2 separate regions of the Homo sapiens genome follow, and region 1 is linked to region 2. The links are chromatin loops, found by intact Hi-C in ENCODE. Cell type or tissue: PC-9. All regions are shown on one strand.

Evidence for each region. A loop is a pair of places that touch in the nucleus more often than their neighbours do. Peaks named below come from ENCODE experiments on the same cell type or tissue, not always from the same donor. Only the 100,000 strongest peaks of a DNase experiment are listed, where the experiment ranks them.
Region 1: a loop joins it to region 2, with 8 times the contacts of the local background. A loop is called at or near these places in 1 of 110 quality-filtered maps.

Annotation. Positions count from the first base shown.
Region 1 is chr1:153,120,654-153,125,653 of GRCh38, forward strand. No RefSeq gene overlaps it. Among named protein-coding and RNA genes, the nearest start is that of SPRR2F, 9.6 kb to the left of the region's middle. RefSeq lists an enhancer at 2,132-2,875 and a silencer at 2,331-2,420. In PC-9, no CTCF peak of the experiment used is centred here; a DNase peak (open chromatin) is centred at 2,568; H3K4me3 peaks cover 961 bases; H3K27ac peaks cover 2,537 bases.
Region 2 is chr1:152,906,158-152,911,157 of GRCh38, forward strand. IVL (involucrin) reads left to right here and starts at 2,389. Exons shown (of 2, transcript NM_005547.4): 1 at 2,389-2,432; 2 at 3,622-5,000. The coding sequence starts at 3,641. RefSeq lists promoters at 1-3,629, 1,490-2,429, 2,149-2,383, enhancers at 1-1,156, 1-438, 1-300, 249-300, 589-1,071 and 1 more, a cis regulatory region at 1,739-2,235 and silencers at 2,004-2,056, 2,429-3,629. In PC-9, no CTCF peak of the experiment used is centred here; DNase peaks (open chromatin) are centred at 274, 1,744, 2,234 and 3,054; H3K27ac peaks cover 2,894 bases.

The sequences.
Region 1 (5,000 bases), 210 kb after region 2:
TTTGTAGAAATTAAACAACACACTCTTTAACAATCAATGGGTCAGAGAAGAATTCACAGGGAAAATTAAATACTTTGAGACTACTAAAAACAAAAGCATGTCATACCAAAACTTATGGGTTGCAGCAAAACAGTGCTAACGGAAATTTGTAGCCATAACCACATGCATATTTTAATGAAAACAAACACCTCAAATCATTAACCTCATATTATATCTTAGGAACTTTAAAAAGTAAAGCATAATAAACCCAAAGCAAGTAAATAAGAGGGAAGAGAGTGAAGATACATAAAACAAAGGACAAGCAATCAATAGGGAAAATCAACAAAACTAAATGCTATTTATTTGAAAATGTCAACAAAACTGACAAATCTTTAGGTAAATTAAGAGAAAAACAGATGTAAGACTCAAATAAATAAAAATTTTGCAAGTGTGAAATTTACAACTGATTTTACAGAAATGAAAAGGATTTTAAGAGAAGACTGAAAAATTCTATGTCAGCATATTGGATAACCCAGTTGAAATGAACAAATTCTTAGAAATACACTATTTATCAAACCAAATCATGAAGAAATAGAAAATCTGAATAGACTTATAACATGTAAGAAGATTGAATCTCTAATCAAAAACCTCACAGGAAAAAAGATCTAAAGCAGAAAGATTTACTGGTGAATTATGTATCAATTGTAACTCAAAGCAGGGAATATTTCCTGACTTGTTCTGAGACCAGCCTTCCCTGGATACAAAAAGACACTATAAGAAATGAAAACTACAGATCAATGTTTCTCATAACATTAATGCAAAAAATCCTCAAATAAATTTCATGCACCAAATTTAGCAACATAATTAAAAAGGATTATACAACATGACCAACTGTGATTCACTCCCCAATCCAGGAATTGCTCAGCATAAGAAAATCAATTAAGGTGATATACCAAATTATCAGCAGAAGAAAAAAAAAAGATGATCCTCTCAATCAGTGCAGGAAGAGCATTTCATAAAATTCAACCTTGTTTCATAATTAAAAAAAAAAACTGCCAGGCACAATGGCTCACGTCTTAATCCCAGCCCTTTGGGAGACTGAGGTGGGTGGATTGTTTGAGGCCAGGACTTTGAGACCATCCTGGGCAACATAGTGAAACCTCATCTTTACCAAAAATACAAAAATTAGCCAGGGGGTGGTGGCATACACTTGTAGTCTCTGCTACTCAGGAGGCTGAGGTGGGAGGATTGCTTGAGCCCAGGAGGTCAAGACTTCAGTGAGTTGAGATAGTGCCACTGCACTCCAGCCTGGGCAATAGAACAAGACCCTGTCTTAAAACAAACAAAAAAGGCCGGGCGCGGTGGCTCAAGCCTGTAATCCCAGCACTTTGGGAGGCCGAGGCGGGTGGATCACGAGGTCAGGAGATCAAGACCATCCCGTCTAAAACGGTGAAACCCCGTCTCTACTAAAAATACAAAAAATTAGCCAGGCGTAGTGGCGGGCACCTGTAGTCCCAGCTGCTTGGGAGGCTGAGGCAGGAGAATGGCGTGAACCCGGGAGGCGGAGCTTGCAGTGAGCCGAGATCCCACCACTGCACTCCAGCCTGTGCGACAGAGCGAGACTCCGTCTCAAAAAAAAAAAAAAAAAAAAAAAAATAGTCAATAAACTAGAGATAGAAAGAAACTTCTTCAAACTGATAAAGGCCATATATGAAAAAGCCCTGCTAACATCAAACTTATTGGTGAAAGATCAAAAGCTTTTCCTTTAAGATCAAAAACAAGATGGGGATGCCCACTTTCTCAACTTCTAGTCAACATACTATTGAAAGTTCTAGTCAGTGCAATTAAGTAAGAAAAAATAAAAGGCATCCAAGTTGGAAAAGAAGAAATAAAATATTTCTGTTGACAGATAATATAATCTTGCATGTAAAAAAACTCTAAAATATTATCCCAAAATCCCCATTAGAGCTAATAAACATATTAAGAAAAATGAAGATTTGCTTCAATAAAGTTTTCTTCTATACTACCAACTCCTACACATAAATAAGAAAAAAAATCCTAATAAAAATTATGTAAAAGGCATGGGAAATTTTTTACAAATAAAGAAACAGTCAAGTGAAATACAGGGGAGAGGAAGCAGCAGAAAGAGCCCTGTGGACACTCTCAGTCCCCAAGGAAGACATTTCTGACTTTGTCTCACAGGAGTCCTTGAGGAGGGCTGCCAGTGGAAGTGGGGAAAGACCACAGACAGAAGGAAACTTCCAGCTGAACTTTGTAACAATTTCAACTGAACATGAAGTTTCCTGGACGGAACCCGGGGGAGGGGGTGAATGTGAGCACAGCAGCTGCAGCAGACAGGGAGGTGTGAAACCTGAGAGCCCTGCTTACTTTCTCAGCAGGAAGGCTTGTAGCCAGAGGCAAATTCTCAGCCCTGCTCACCTGCTGCCTGGAAGTAAACCCAGTGCTATTAGGGAGGCACAGTGGGAGTGAGTGAGACCAGTTTTTCAGGCTGCATGGGAGCTGAATGAGGCCTGTAACTGCTGGCTTTCCCCCACTTCCCTGGTGACCTGTACAACACAGCAGAGGCAGCCATAATACCCCTGGGAACATAACTCCATTGGCCTGAGAACCACACCTCATCCCCACACAGCAGCTGCAGCAAGCCTCACCCAAGAAGAGTGTGAGCTAAGACATGACTAATCCTACCCTAACCTGATGGTCTTTCCCTACCCACACTGGTAGCCGAAGACAAAGGACATAATCTCTTGGAAGTTCTCTGGCCCTGCCCACTGCCTGAGAAAACGAAATACTTATCTGGTATCGGGGGAAATTCACCCCAGATATTTCACATAGGTTCTTTTCTATTTTCCCTAAGTGTCAGCTTGTCTGAGAAATAAAGGGACAGAGTACAAAAGAGGGAAATTTTAAAGCTGGGTATCTGGGGGAGACATCACATGTCAGCAGGTTCCGTGATGCCCCCTGAGCTGTAAAACCAGCCAGTTTTTATTAGGGATTTTCAAAAGGGGAGGGAGTATACGAATAGGGTGTGGGTCACAGAGATCACATGCTTCACAAGGTAATAAAATATCACAAGGCAAATGGAGGTAGGGTGAGATCACAGGACCCCCAGGACCAGGGCAAAATTAAAATTGCTAATGAAGTTTTGGGCATGCATTGTCATTGATAACATCTTATCAGGAGACAGGGTTTGAGAGCAGACAACCAGTCTGACCAAAATTTATTAGGCAGGAATTTCCTTGTCCTGATAAGCCTGGGAGCGCTATGGGAGACCGGGGCTTATTTCACCCCTTAACGACAACCATAAAAGACAGCCATCCCAAAGCGTCCATTACAGAGGCCTCCCCTTAGGGACGCATTCTCTTTCTCAGGGATGTTCCTTGCTGAGAAAAAGAATTCAGCGATGTTTCTCCTATTTGCGTTTGAAAGGAGAGAAATATGGCTCTGTTCCGCCTGGCTCACAGGCAGCCAGAGTTTAAGGTTATCTCCCTTGTTCCCTGAACATTGCTGTTATCCTGTTCTTTTTTCAAGGTGCCCAGATTTCATATTGTTCAAACACACATGCTCTACAAAACATTTGTGCAGTTAACGCAATCATCACAGGGTCCTGAGGCAACATACATCCTCCTCAGTTTACAAAGATGACAGGATTAAGAGATTAAACTAAAGACAGGCATAGGAAATCATAAGGGTATTGATTGGGGAAGTGATAAGTGTCCACAAAATCTTCACAATTTATGTTCAGAGATTGCAGTAAAGACAGGTGTAAGAAATTATAAAAGTATTAATTTGGGGAACTAATAAATGTCCATGAAATCTTCACAATTTATGTTATTCTGCCATGGCTTCAGTCGGTCCCTCCATTCGGGGTCCCTGACTTCCTGTAACAATCCAGGCAACCCTGGGGCAAGCTTGTATCTCCCCTATACTACTGCAGCTGATGCTGTCTGGAAAGTGCCACCTCCTGTTTGGAGGCCAACAAAACACAAAACCAGCATGCTAAACAAAACTACAAGTAAGGACCCTCACAGAGTCTACTTCACTCCTCTGCTACCTCCACTAGAGCAAGTGCTGGTATCCATGGCTGAGAGACCTGAAGGTGGATCACATTACGGGACCCTGCAGACACTCCCCAGTACCAGGCTGGAGCCCAGTAGGTCTGCTGGGTGGCTAGATCTAGAAGAGAGATAACAATCACTGCAGTTTGGCTCTCAGGAAGCCACATCTCTAGTGGAAGTAGGAGAGCACCAAATCAAGGCAGCACCCCATGGGACAAAAGAATCTGAACAGCAGCCCTTGAGCTCCAGATCTTCCCTCTGACATGATCTACCCAAGTGAGAAGTAATCAAAACAATTCTGGTAACATATCAAAACAAGGTTCTTTAACACCCCCAAAAGATCACACTAGCTCACCAACAATGGATACAAACCAAGAAAAAAATCTCTGAATTGCCAGAAAAAGAATTCAGAAGCTTGATTATTAAGCTACTCAAGGAGGCACCAGAGACAGGTGAATACCAACTTAAAGAAATTTGTAAAGCGTTACAGGATATGGATTAAAAAATCTCCAGAGAAACATATAGCATAATTAAAAAACAATCACAACTTCTGGAAATGAAGGACACATTAAGAGAAATGTAAAATACAATGGAAATTCCCAGCAATAGAATTGAACAAGTAGAAGCAAGAACTTCAGAGCTCAAAGACAGGGCTTTTGAATTAACCCAATCCAACAAACAGAAAGAAAAAAGAATTTTAAAAAATGAGCACAGCCTTCAAGAAGTTTGGGATTATGTTAAATTACCAAACCTAAGAATAATTTGTGCTCCCAAGGAAAAAGAGGAATCTAAAAATTTGGAAAACATATTTGAGGGAATAATCCAGGAAAACCCCCCTGGCCTTACTAGAGATCTAGACATGCAAATACAAGAAGCTCAAAGAACACCTGAGAAGTTGATTGCCAAAAGATCATCACCTAGACACATAGCCATCAGGTTATCTAA
Region 2 (5,000 bases):
CTGGAGCTTATGAGGTCATTCACATAGGCAGTGAAAGAACCTCTCCCATATACGTGAATGCCTGTCTCCCAAATGGGGCAACCTGTGGGCAGAATAAGGGACTTCTCAGCCCTAGAATGTTGAGGTTTCCCCAACCCCTCCCTTGCATACACACACACACAAACACTCCCTCAGCTGTATCCACTGCCCTCTTTCCCACACCCTAGCTTTGCCCAGCAGTCAAAGGCTCACACATACCATCTTCTCCTTAAGGCTCTTATTATGCCGTGAGTCAGAGGGCGGGAGGCAGATCTGGCAGATACTGAGCCCCTGCTAACCCATAAGACCGGTGTGACTTCCTTGATCTGAGTCTGCTGCCCCAGACTGACTGTCACGGGCTGGGAAGAGGCAGATTCCCCCCAGATGAAGTCAGCAGCAGAGCACAAGGGCATCAGCGCCAAAGTAAGGATGCTTGATTAGTTCTTCAGGGCAGAGTGGGCTGTGCTTCCTCTGCCCCAGAAAATGGCACAGTCCCTGTTCTATGGGAAAAAGAATGTGAGGTCCCTGGGTGGGCTCAGGGAACAGAGAGGTCATGAGGAGGGGATAGCACTGCAGAAACCAAGGGTGCCTTGTGAGTCCTCCCTCTGTCTTTTTAGGCATGATCCAGGAACATGACAAAATTAGTGCTTTAAATAGATTTACTTGGGGCTAAGAGAAATGTGCCTGTCAGGAAAACTATGGGGAATCAGGACACTTCTCAAAATTAGCCCCACTGAGTATTGTCTTTATAATTCCTTCTTTTTGGATTAGATTGTAAAAAAGAGAGTGTAAATGAATGATGTCCATATAATAAGTTATTAGCCAACCATTAAAAAGAAAGGGAAGAAATAAATCAGTTTGGTTTTTACACACACATACAGACACACACATATAAACATTGATCAACACTGAAATGTTTAATAGTCATTATTTTCGGGTCGTAAAATTCACTGTTCTTCAATGAATACTTGTAGAGCACATATTATATGCAGTAGTTTTGATAGGTTCTAGGGGTATAGTGGAAAACATACCAGGTATACGCTGCTCTTAGCTTATTTTCCAGTGGGAAAGATAGACAATAAGCAAGTGAACAAATGCAAATAAATTACTCTAGATTGTTATAAGTGAAATTAAGTACCAATCCTTTAGATATGGTACACAGAGAAGGATCTCTGACAGACCCCAACATTGACACTGAAGCTGAAAGGCATAAAAGAACCAGAGACCTGGGGAGGGGCCGGTGGGCAGAAGGAGAGCAGGTGCCAAGCCCCCAGGTGGAGAGCTCTGGGCTCATCTCAGGAACCGAAGGCCCTCAGTGAGGTAAGAATATACCTCTCAGGGAGAGATTGACATGAATTGGGGCCCCAGAAGAAGGCAGAAGCCAGGTACCCAGGGTCTTTTAAACCACGGCAGTGAGTTTGAATGTTATTTCAAGTGTGCTGGTGCACTGTTGGCACGGGGGAGAGATGTGCTCAAATCCCCACTCTGAAAGATTTCTTAAGCTATTTCTAGAGTATGATTTACAACAGGAAATGGATGATTTGATTCTGATCTTTATACCTTCATGCATTTAAAAAAGTACTTAAGAAAGTAGTTTGGTTTGTCATTATAAAAAGCAATACTTATTTTTATATTGTGTAGATTCAATCTTGTTTCCTTGCCTAGAGTGGGCCGTGCTTTGGAGTTCTTATGAGCATGGCATTCCTGAGAACTTCTCTAACTGCAGCCTCGGGCATAGAGGCTGGGCAGCAAGTGGCAGCAGCAGAGGACTCCTAGAAGCCTTCTACTTGACTCTACTTGGCCTAAAGTCAAACTCCCTCCACCAAAGACAGAGTTTATTTCCACATAGGATGGAGTTAAAAAATATATTCTGAGAGAGGAAGGGCTTGTGGCCCAAGAGAACACCCCAGAAATACCACCCCTTCATGGGAAGTGACTCTATCTTCAAACATATAACCCAGCCTGGACATCCCCGAAAGACACATAACTTTCCATTTCATGCCCTTGAAAGTGAATCTTTTGGCCTAATAATGAGAACAAACTCATTTTGAAAGTGGAAAAATTGAGATTCAGAGCAGAAGTTTGACTAAGGTCACAAAACAGTAGGATGCCTCACTCAGCTCCCTGTGCCTAGGTCAGAAAAGCATCACAGGAATAGTTGAGCTACCAGAATCCTCTGGCCAGGCAGGAGCTGTGTGTCCCTGGGAAATGGGGCCCTAAAGGGTTTGCTGCTTAAGATGCCTGTGGTGAGTCAGGAAGGGGTTAGAGGAAGTTGACCAACTAGAGTGGTGAAACCTGTCCATCACCTTCAACCTGGAGGGAGGCCAGGCTGCAGAATGATATAAAGAGTGCCCTGACTCCTGCTCAGCTCAGCACTCCACCAAAGCCTCTGCCTCAGCCTTACTGTGAGTCTGGTAAGTGTCGGATGGTAGAACCAGGGTTGGGACTCGGGACCTCCAACAGCATACGATGTGGTGGGGGTGGGCAGCCTGGGTGGGGGTGGGCATTACTCTGGGGCTGGATTCAGCTGGACTTTCATTCTAGGGGGACTCGAGTCAGAGTACTGAGAGAAAAGTGCCTTGGCACAGAAGTGCAGAACAGAGAGTAATCATCCTATGTCCCATCTTTTCTTGTGACCATATTTTTGGATTTGTGTGTGAGAGAGAATTATGGAAGGGAGGAGGGGAATAGCATTCAACTTCTTTCCTAAACCTCTTGGGTTTTGACAGACCATCATTTTGCCTTCTTTATGGAGGGAGAGGTTCAGGGAAGAGCTTCTACCTTTTGGCTATGCTGCACAGAGGGATGGCAGAATGGGGAAACCTTTCTATTTGGAGAAACCTAGGCAGAGCTGGGACAGGAAAACTCAACTTAGAAGTATAAGACTTGGAAGAACAACCTCCAACTCTCAGCAACCTTCCAGCTCCCGCAGCCCCACCCCAGACACAAGGACTGCAGCTAAACCTCAGAAGGTCAGGAGAGAAAGCAGCCCTGGGGTTGAATAGGCCAACCTGCTGGCTTTACAGGGGGGAAAACCAAATCCCAGGAGACTAAGTGACATGCCCAGAAACACACAGCATTCCAATGGGAGATTCAGGCCTAGAGCATGTCCTGTGGCTCCAGTCTGGAGGTCACACCATGACCTCTTAGGTCCTCTCTGGCACGGCCTATTGGTTTTCTAGGACTTGGTGTTCTCCAAGAGACATTTCATTCCCTAAGGCCTTACTCCTCACTGTGACATAATCCCAGAACGCATCTCTGCTCCTTGGTCAGTGAAGCGATGAGGGTGGACACAAGGACTAGACAAGAGCAGACAGTGAGCTGGCACCTGACCCACCCTTGCAGAACAGCCCTGCAGACAGATCTCCTTGTTGGCTCTCACCTGGGAACAAGGAGGCTCCTAGGAGGACCTTTCTCTGCCCCTCCACATTTCCACCCTTCTCTCTCTGCTGCTTTTGGGAAATGATAGTCCAGAGGTGGTAGAACAGTACCCTGCCCAAGGGAAGAGGGGATGCTAAAAAACCAGATACTTCTGCAGATTCCCAAGGTTTCATCTATTTCCTTTGCCTTCAGCCTGTGCATCAGACCTCTTCTGTCTTTCAGGTTGACAGTAGCTTCTAAGATGTCCCAGCAACACACACTGCCAGTGACCCTCTCCCCTGCCCTCAGTCAGGAGCTCCTCAAGACTGTTCCTCCTCCAGTCAATACCCATCAGGAGCAAATGAAACAGCCAACTCCACTGCCTCCCCCATGCCAGAAGGTGCCTGTCGAGCTCCCAGTGGAGGTCCCATCAAAGCAAGAGGAAAAGCACATGACTGCTGTAAAGGGACTGCCTGAGCAAGAATGTGAGCAACAGCAGAAGGAGCCACAGGAGCAGGAGCTGCAGCAACAGCACTGGGAACAGCATGAGGAATATCAGAAAGCAGAAAACCCAGAGCAGCAGCTTAAGCAGGAGAAAACACAAAGGGATCAGCAGCTAAACAAACAGCTGGAAGAAGAGAAGAAGCTCTTAGACCAGCAACTGGATCAAGAGCTAGTCAAGAGAGATGAGCAACTGGGAATGAAGAAAGAGCAACTGTTGGAGCTCCCAGAGCAGCAGGAGGGGCACCTGAAGCACCTAGAGCAGCAGGAGGGACAGCTGAAGCACCCGGAGCAGCAGGAGGGGCAGCTGGAGCTCCCAGAGCAGCAGGAGGGGCAGCTGGAGCTCCCAGAGCAGCAGGAGGGGCAGCTGGAGCTCCCAGAGCAGCAGGAGGGGCAGCTGGAGCTCCCAGAGCAGCAGGAGGGGCAGCTGGAGCTCCCAGAGCAGCAGGAGGGGCAGCTGGAGCTCCCACAGCAGCAGGAGGGGCAGCTGGAGCTCTCTGAGCAGCAGGAGGGGCAGCTGGAGCTCTCTGAGCAGCAGGAGGGACAGCTGAAGCACCTGGAGCACCAGGAGGGGCAGCTGGAGGTCCCAGAGGAGCAGATGGGGCAGCTGAAGTACCTGGAACAGCAGGAGGGGCAGCTGAAGCACCTGGATCAGCAGGAGAAGCAGCCAGAGCTCCCAGAGCAGCAGATGGGGCAGCTGAAGCACCTGGAGCAGCAGGAGGGGCAGCCTAAGCATCTGGAGCAGCAGGAGGGGCAACTGGAGCAGCTGGAGGAGCAGGAGGGGCAGCTGAAGCACCTGGAGCAGCAGGAGGGGCAGCTGGAGCACCTGGAGCACCAGGAAGGGCAGCTGGGGCTCCCAGAGCAGCAGGTGCTGCAGCTGAAGCAGCTAGAGAAGCAGCAGGGGCAGCCAAAGCACCTGGAGGAGGAGGAGGGGCAGCTGAAGCACCTGGTGCAGCAGGAGGGGCAGCTGAAGCATCTGGTGCAGCAGGAGGGGCAGCTGGAGCAGCAGGAGAGGCAGGTGGAGCACCTGGAGCAGCAGGTGGGGCAGCTGAAGCACCTAGAGGAGCAGGAGGGACAACTGAAGCATCTGGAGCAGCAGCAGGGGCAGTTGGAGGTCCCAG